Regions from separate parts of the Mus musculus genome. Here region 2 is linked to region 1. A link is a contact called in ENCODE POLR2A ChIA-PET data. All regions are on one chromosome and are shown on one strand. Each heading gives the region's core, a stretch centred on a gene start or an enhancer-like site at or near the end of the contact. The rest is flanking DNA. Distances are from core to core; before and after follow the strand shown. Region 1 holds the start of Rbx1 (ring-box 1). Region 2 holds the start of Chadl (chondroadherin-like).

Evidence for each region. ChIA-PET counts read pairs that join two places held with the same protein, here RNA polymerase II (POLR2A).
Region 2: POLR2A ChIA-PET joins it to region 1 with 31 read pairs in embryonic stem cell. The contact joins the promoter of Chadl here to the promoter of Rbx1 in region 1. POLR2A ChIA-PET finds 5 or more read pairs at or near these places in 4 of 5 experiments (Patski and embryonic stem cell).

The regions. Positions count from the first base shown.
Region 1 is chr15:81,464,846-81,468,439 of GRCm38, reverse strand. It overlaps Rbx1 (ring-box 1), which reads right to left and starts at 2,124. Exons shown (of 5, transcript NM_019712.3): 1 at 1,990-2,124; 2 at 207-285. The coding sequence starts at 2,067.
Region 2 is chr15:81,695,500-81,699,547 of GRCm38, reverse strand. Chadl (chondroadherin-like) reads left to right here and starts at 2,261. Exons shown (of 6, transcript NM_001164320.1): 1 at 2,261-2,319; 2 at 3,524-3,698. The coding sequence starts at 2,312.

The DNA.
Region 1 (3,594 bases), core at 875-3,374:
AGAGCTAGGGCTACACAAAAAACTCTGTCTCCACAAACAACCACAAAACAATCTACTTCAAACACACCAATGGATGAGATACACAAGTGCCTAAGGGTTCTGAGCCTGCTTTGTATTCACTGGTAAAGAAGACAATTGGGCACACCAGGATGACCACCATTTCTGTAACCTTCTCAACTTCTTCCCATCTGCCCCGAGTTACTTACAAAGATCCATAATGTGGTTCCTGCAGATGGCACAGTTATCAACCACAATGTCCCAGGCCCAGAGGGCCACTGCATTCCACTGCAAGGAGAAGAGGGGAAACAATGCATTTTCCTTGTAATCTAACAGCTCATTAGGACTTCAGCTTGCAGCTTCAGTTACCAACGCCCCAGCCACAGGGCCTACCAAAGAAAGGATGTTTTTGGATTATACTATTTGGACTATATCAGAGGACAACAGCAGACCACCTGTACACTTCCCCATTCCTTGAAAGATGAAGTATATGAACATGGGTATCTTCAATTTTTTATATATAATGTAAAATAATTTAGCTAGCCAAACCAACGTGAGAATATTAGTACTATTTTCTGTACAGCTTTCCCTGACAGCTGTGGAAGAACTCAAAATCTGCATAAGCACGGGCTCTCCACAAAGTTTTGGACTCAGAGGCAAGGAAGTGAACAGACTGAACTAAGATAATAAATGGACCACTAAGTGGATAATCACAGGATAAGCTGGATAGCAAGTTACCTACCCAGTTTCAGTACACAGAACGAGGTCATCACTTAAACCTTAAAAGAGCACTGCAAGCAAAGTAGAATCCACTGCGATTTTCTTTTCCTCTTACCAAGTAAACTGATGTTCTCAACGTTCATATATCCAAACAATTACTTTGTTAGCTCCAGTAAGTCGACCTAAGACTTCTTATGTTAGACAAGGCACCCTTTTCAAGGACTACTTTGGTTTGACTTTCCAAATTCAAGCATAAGAGTTTAGTAAATTCTACATTACATTTTTATTTTTCATAATGGCTGCAGGCTGTAACTGAGCAGCAGTGGCCACAATGAGATGACACAAAAAGGGGGTGGGGTGAGGGATATTCTCAGCGACACGTTCCAAAAATAATCCATAAAAAGAAAACACCTTGCCCTCTTCAAGATCTTCATTTTTAACAGATCTGTGTAATCTTAGGTAGGAATCAACACTTTTAAAGGACTAGCAAACTATGAAGGGGAACGGCATACAAAAGGACGTTTCATATTTTTGTTTTTCTGTTCTCAGGTCATTAGCAATTAGTACTCCACCTTCTTAAATGGCACAAGTTCTGGGCTTGCTTTTAAAACAAAGCCCACCAGGCTTTTAAATTATCATTTTGTGTTAGAAGTGTACAGGGACATCAGAGAACCACTGGAGTGGCAGATGCTATGTGACAACTAGTAGCCATCTCGTTAGAACCAAGCTTTACACTTGACTGTGGGTTTAGAGGCCAATGGAGGCCGCCATACAATCGAGGGCCCACGCCAGGTCCCTCGGAGTCAATAGATTCTAGGATCCAGGAAGGGGCGGAGCAAGAACACCGGCAGAGCCCCTCTGCGCTGTCATCTCACGTTCCCGGGGTTCTCCGCACGGCCCCATCCTCCACCCGCCGCAGTCTCTTCACGAGTCTGCATCCCACCCACCCCACCCTGTCCTTCCCCCACCTCTCAGTCACTTCAGTGACAGCTCAAGCGCTTGGCTCCCGCATCGAAGTCAACCTCGCGTATTTCAGTAAGCAGCTCTGCGATTGGCCCCACAGCTTCCCCAGCAAGACTAATAGGGCCCCAGACACTGGGCCACCAGCATGCCGATCAACCCTAGGCCCGCCCCCCGGCTTCCGTTCTTGGTGCCCGGTCCCAGGAACGCCCTGAAATGAAGCCCTTTCCCCCGCGCCTAGCTCTTCCTCGGGCCTGCCAGCCATATCCGCGCCTCCCTAGCTTCCTTGAGGAAGGCGCTGGCGAGCCCAACCTTTTTAACTTCAAAGCGCTTCTTGCCCGCGCCGCTGTTGGTGCCGCTGGGGGTATCCACATCCATCGCCGCCGCCATTTTGGAAACACACAGTCTGTCGTGTGACCACTGCGCCTGCGCACCGGCTCACTTTCCGCCGCCTGCCCCGCACACCAGGCGCCTCCTCCCGCACCCCTCCCCTCATTGGCGCGAGCGTGGAGAAGGGGCGGAGCCTGCGGTCACGCCCCTTAAAGGCGCAGGCGGAGGTTTCCCGCCCCCCTCCTCCCCATCTCTCTCAGCTGGGGAGGAGGCTGGAGTGATTGAGGCGGGGCCGGGCGGGGCCGGGCGGGGCCGAGAGAAGGGAGCCAACCGGTGGGAACGTCCGTGAGGTCTCGATGCTTCTCGCATTCTGGGAAGCCCTGTGGTCTGACTCCTTCATTTGGGGCGGCGGCTGCTTCCTTCTTCTGCCCCAGGACTTAAGCCCTGGTCCAGATCCACAGAGCTGCCCCCGAGTCCGTGGTTGCAAAGGGCATGGGCTGGTCTTTGGAAACCCGAAACTCCAAACCGGCCTTCTGCTGACCGTGGTCGGCTTCGGAGCCAGGCGGTGTCTCTCTGGAGGCCTGTGGCCCGGCTTACCAAGGCCTGGTCACCGTCTGCGTTATCAATTTCAGATTGGGAAATTATTTGATAGGGAGAGAAGAGGCCCAGGAGCAAACAGAGCAGGCATTCTGCAACTTTGCCTTTATCTTCTCACAGGAAAGGTGATGGGGATGCCATAGTAAATCCCATAACCAGCCAGTTCTAAATGGTCCTCCTTTCTCCTCATTTCCTATCGAGTTTTGCTACTGTGCTACGATTAAATTAGTACATTTGTAGTGGCTGAACTTGAGTTCTGGTGAGGCATTCTGATTTTCTTACCGGTCATTACCATCGAGCTACAGAACACATACGTTTTGTAAGCTTCCATGATTAGTCCAGCCCTCCGCTGTTTTGTCTCCTAAATTTGCGGAGTTATGACTAGAATACATCACCCTTGAATTTCCTGTGTGTTCTAGTTCCCTCAACAGTACAACAAAAAGGGTTTTACCGGAAATGTGCCCCTCCCCCCCCCCAGAAAGGGTTTTTCTCTGTGTAGCCCTGGCTGTCCTGGAACTCAGGACTGGACCTAGGCCGGCTTCGAACTCAGAAATCTGCCTGCTTCTGCTTCCCAAGTGCTGGGATTAAAGGCATGCGCCACCACTGCCTGTCCTGAAATGTTCTGTTAAAAGAAATACTTGCTGGTGTGTAATGCGGTGTGTCATTGATGCACTTGCTAAGCAGGGCAATACATCCTGAATACCACCACAGTTTTAACTTGCACAGAGACTTGTGAGAGCCCTGCAAGGTGTGTGTGTGTCTGCCCAAGTTCTACCTCCCACACTAAATCTGTCATTGGTCTATGTGTCTACAGACCCCCTAAGGGATGCTAGAAACCCATAGTTAATTAAGATACTGAGGACATATTTATCCATTCGTCAACAACTATCCTGAGTATGTTACTTCGTCTTTTAATTTTTGGTTTATTATTATTATTATTATTATTATTATTATTGAGATAGGGCCTCACTCTGTAGCCCAGGCTGGCCT
Region 2 (4,048 bases), core at 1,012-3,511, 230 kb before region 1:
TTGCCGTAGGATTGCCCTTCATCAACAGCTGTACTACCGGCTTATACTCCATAGAAATGAAAGCAAAGATACAAATGAACACTGTGCACTAGTTCTTTAGATCTATTCTCAGGCTAGAATCAAGAGGTAGAAGCAACCCAGTGTCGCATCCGCCAGAGGACTAAGCTGAACAAAGCAAAGCCGCTCATACAAGGGAGGTCCTCTGCCACAGAGCCGACGGGACTTCCGTTGGATATAAAACGGAGGTGGAGGAGATGAGTAGTTAAGCTCACTTACATTTAGTATGTTTGTGGTATATTCATCCATACATTGGATATTTTGTAGCAATAGGAAAGGCTTAGTTTTTTACATCCCTGCCCCCTGGCCTTGAGATAGGCATACACCTTTTATCCCAGTCGTTGTGAGTCAAAGGATGAGGATCTTGTGTTCTGAGTACTCCTTGGCTACAGTGTATTGAAGGCTAGCCTGGGCTATGTGAGACATTCTTAAAATACACCCAGGCATGCTGGGCAGTGGTGGCGCACGCCCTTAATCCCAGCACTTGGGAGGCAGAGACAGGCAGATTTCTGAGTTCAAGACCAGCCTGGTCTACAGAGTGAGTTCCAGGACAGCCAAGGCTATACAGAGAAACCCTGTCTCAAAAACCTAAATAAATAAATAAACCAACCAACCAACTACGTATCTCAGTGGTGATGGCACATACCTTTTGTCCCAGCACTTCAAAGCTGGAGCCAGAGACAAGAGCCATCTCAGATGCATAGCAACTTTGAATCCACCCAGGATTACACAACACCAGGATTACACAACACTGAAAACTGAAAGCTGCCATGCACCAGAACCACGGGTCTGAAATGTATGTGAGTGTCTGCTGGGATCCAGCTGTGCTGTCTCTTGATGCAGAGTGTCTGTGGGTTGGTTTGTTTTTTAGACAGTGTCACACTATGTAGCTGTGTCTGGTTGTTAGTTCCTGGAACTAAAGGTGTGTACTACCATATCCAGCCTTGGAAGTTTTGAAATATATACATATATATCCTCCAGAGATGCATGCTTAAATACACCTTTTCTTTTTCTTTTTCTTTCTTTTTTTTTTTTTTTCCGAGACAGGGTTTCTCTGTGTAGCCCTGGCTGTCTGGAACTCACTTTGTAGACCAGGCTGGCCTCGAACTCAGAAATCCGCCTGCCTCTGCCTCCCGAATGCTGGGATTAAAGGCCTGTGCCACCACGCCCGGCTACCTTTTATTTTCAGGACAAGGTTTCAGTGATCCCAGGCTGGCCTTTAACTTTCTATGTAGCCAAAGTCTGGCCTTGAATTTCTAACTCCACTAACAGAAAAAAGGGGAGGGGAGAAGAGGAGCTGTAAAAATATCTAAGACAGGACTAGACAGGGGGCTCATTGTAGAGGACCTGGGTTCAAATCCCTCACATGGAGGTTGACATATCTGTGATTCTACTTTGGAGGCTCTGGCGCCCTCTTCTGGTCTCTATGGGTACCAGCCATGCTTCAATGCACTCTACACATATAGACCACTCACATATAAAGTTAAAAAAAAAAAAAAACTAAAAAAATGTAAAATATCTCAGATGAACCGGTAAGTCTGGTATGTTCTTTAACCCTTCTAGTTCCATCTCCTAAGGTGTACACAACCACCTGGTTTACGCCTTAGGTCTGTTTATAGAATGAAACACCATATAATCCATTAGAAAGTGGATATAACGCTAGGCACCAATTTGGATATCCTCAATAATACGTTCACATGAGAAGGAGAATAGTTGCAGGATACAGATTTATGTGTGTGTAGCAGCTTCAGTGTGTGTGAGTGCATAAGCTCACGGAAAGGAAGGAGTTAAGGGCTCCCCTGTGCCTGGGTTCCAGGCTCCTACCTTAACTCCTGCAGCAACCTCCTGAGCTAGCTTTTAACTTTCAGTTGCTGAATAGTTCTTCCTAGGGTCGCGCGGAGTCCACAGGAGCCCAGTGATGCTCACCCACCAAAAGGCTCCTCCAGACACCACCCCCCCCATCTCCATCGCCACCCATGCCCACCGGCCAGTCCAAGGACTCAGGCCTGAGCCACGTTGTTAAGCCTGTGCTGCAATGGCAGCCTGTAACTCCAGCCTCTGCTCCCACCCCCTGCCCACAGGCTGGGGAAGCCCCAGCTCGGCTGGGCTGCTTACAATGCTTCCCATTCAGCTCGGTCCTGGCTGCCAAGCCCATGGGCAAAGGGGGGTGGGTACTGCCGGTGGCCAGGCAAGGACTGTCCCTGGTCTTTCCCTTGTGTGGGGCCTCCAGACAAGGCTGGCAGTTCCAGTCGGCATGGAGAGGTGAGTTTTGGGGCCCAGGGAGTTAGAACTAGATGGCTAGAGAGGGTCAGTTATCTGCTTGTGCCTCTGAGAGGCCAGCTATGGAGCCACGGGATCCTCCTGTACCTGAGGTTCCCCAGAGGTGGCCCCTAAACCAACCCCAGAGGTAGCTGTGCCTGTGCATCCTGTGGGGGTAGTGCTTTGTAGCCTTATGAAGTGGGATCTGTGGCAGTCCTCTTCGCCCTGAACCTTTTTCCTCTTCAGTTATCAGCCTAATAGGCCTCCTTCCTACCCTGACCCTCAAGCCAGAATCTAGAGAAGGCCGTCAGCGCTGAGAAAGGGGTGACTTCTGGGACTAAAAGGAGACAAAGCCAGACAGTAACAATCCTGGGAGCAACTACAGGGAGGTCCGTGGGATCAGGGAAGGCAGCTCAGAACTTACCTGCGACCCAAGCATATACCAGGGGGAGCTGAGTGAATTCGCTGCTGCTCGGTTTGAACAGTGGTGCCACTCAAGGTGTGTGTTGGAGAATCTAGACATTCTTCTTGAGGCACCAGGAATTTGGGACTTTTCACTCACAGGGACAGCGAGACACTAGGGAGGTTTCTGGAAAATTCCCTCTGGCTGTTGGGTGGAACAGGGGTGGGAAGAGGCCAGGAGAGCCATGGTGGCAACAATCATCCCTAAGAAGAAATGGGCAAGTGGCTGGAGTTGCAAGGTGGAGAGATGGACAGGTAGGTGGGTGCATCAATAAATAGACATGAGACCTACCTTGCCACCTCCCCCGTAGTACATAACTCAGGCCCTCAGTTCCCCTGTCACAGGCCAGTCAGCTGTGTGGACTCAGGTAACACGAGGACAAAGGGGAAGCAGGCACAGAGGCTTGGGCTGCCTGCTTTACCGAGACAGCATCTCTCAGGCTCTTCAGCATCTGGACCTCCTAGTCCACCCTAAAACCTGGGCTAGGTCTGGGCCTTCCCTCCTGCTGCCAAACCAGGGCTGATAACAGAAGCTCCTCTTCCCTCCCCCCATATGACGTGAGGGAAGAGAACCAAGCCGTAGCACTTTCCTGTGCCCAGAGAATGAAGGCCTGAGTCCGGAGTGGGCTGTCCTGGGTCAGGGGTTCAGTGCCCACTAGCATTGGTGTTCCCCATGGACAGCAGCACTCTGTCTGTTTCTCTCTGTCTCTCTCTCTCCCCCGCCCCTTCCTCCCTTCTCTCCCAGGCCCCAGAGCTCCATCTGGGTCTTTATGCTGTTGCTGTTCATGGTGTTGCTCCAGAGCCCAGCCTGGCACGTAGCTGCCCAGCGATGCCCACAGACCTGTGTCTGCGACAACTCAAGACGGCATGTTACCTGCCGGCACCAGAACCTCACCGAGGTGCCAAACACCATCCCTGAGGTCAGGAGAGGGAAAATCCTGGCATGGGTTGGCAGTGTGGCAAGAAAGAGTGGCAGGAGCCTGGGCTACACCAATGGCTCTACCACTGGCTGGCTGGTTCCTGCTTCTTGAGCCTGGGTTATCTAGGTCTGAATGGGAAGAAAAATAACCAGTGAGGGCCAAATCCAATGACACACACACCTTTAACCCCAGGACTCAGGAGGCAGAGGCAGGCAGGTCTCTGAGTTCAAGACCAGCCTGGTCTACAGAGTGAGGTCCAAGCTAACCAGACCCAGGTTTACAACAAATAGCAACAACAAAAATAAACTAAACAAGCCAATAGCAGTATAATTTATTTAAAATCCTTTTCG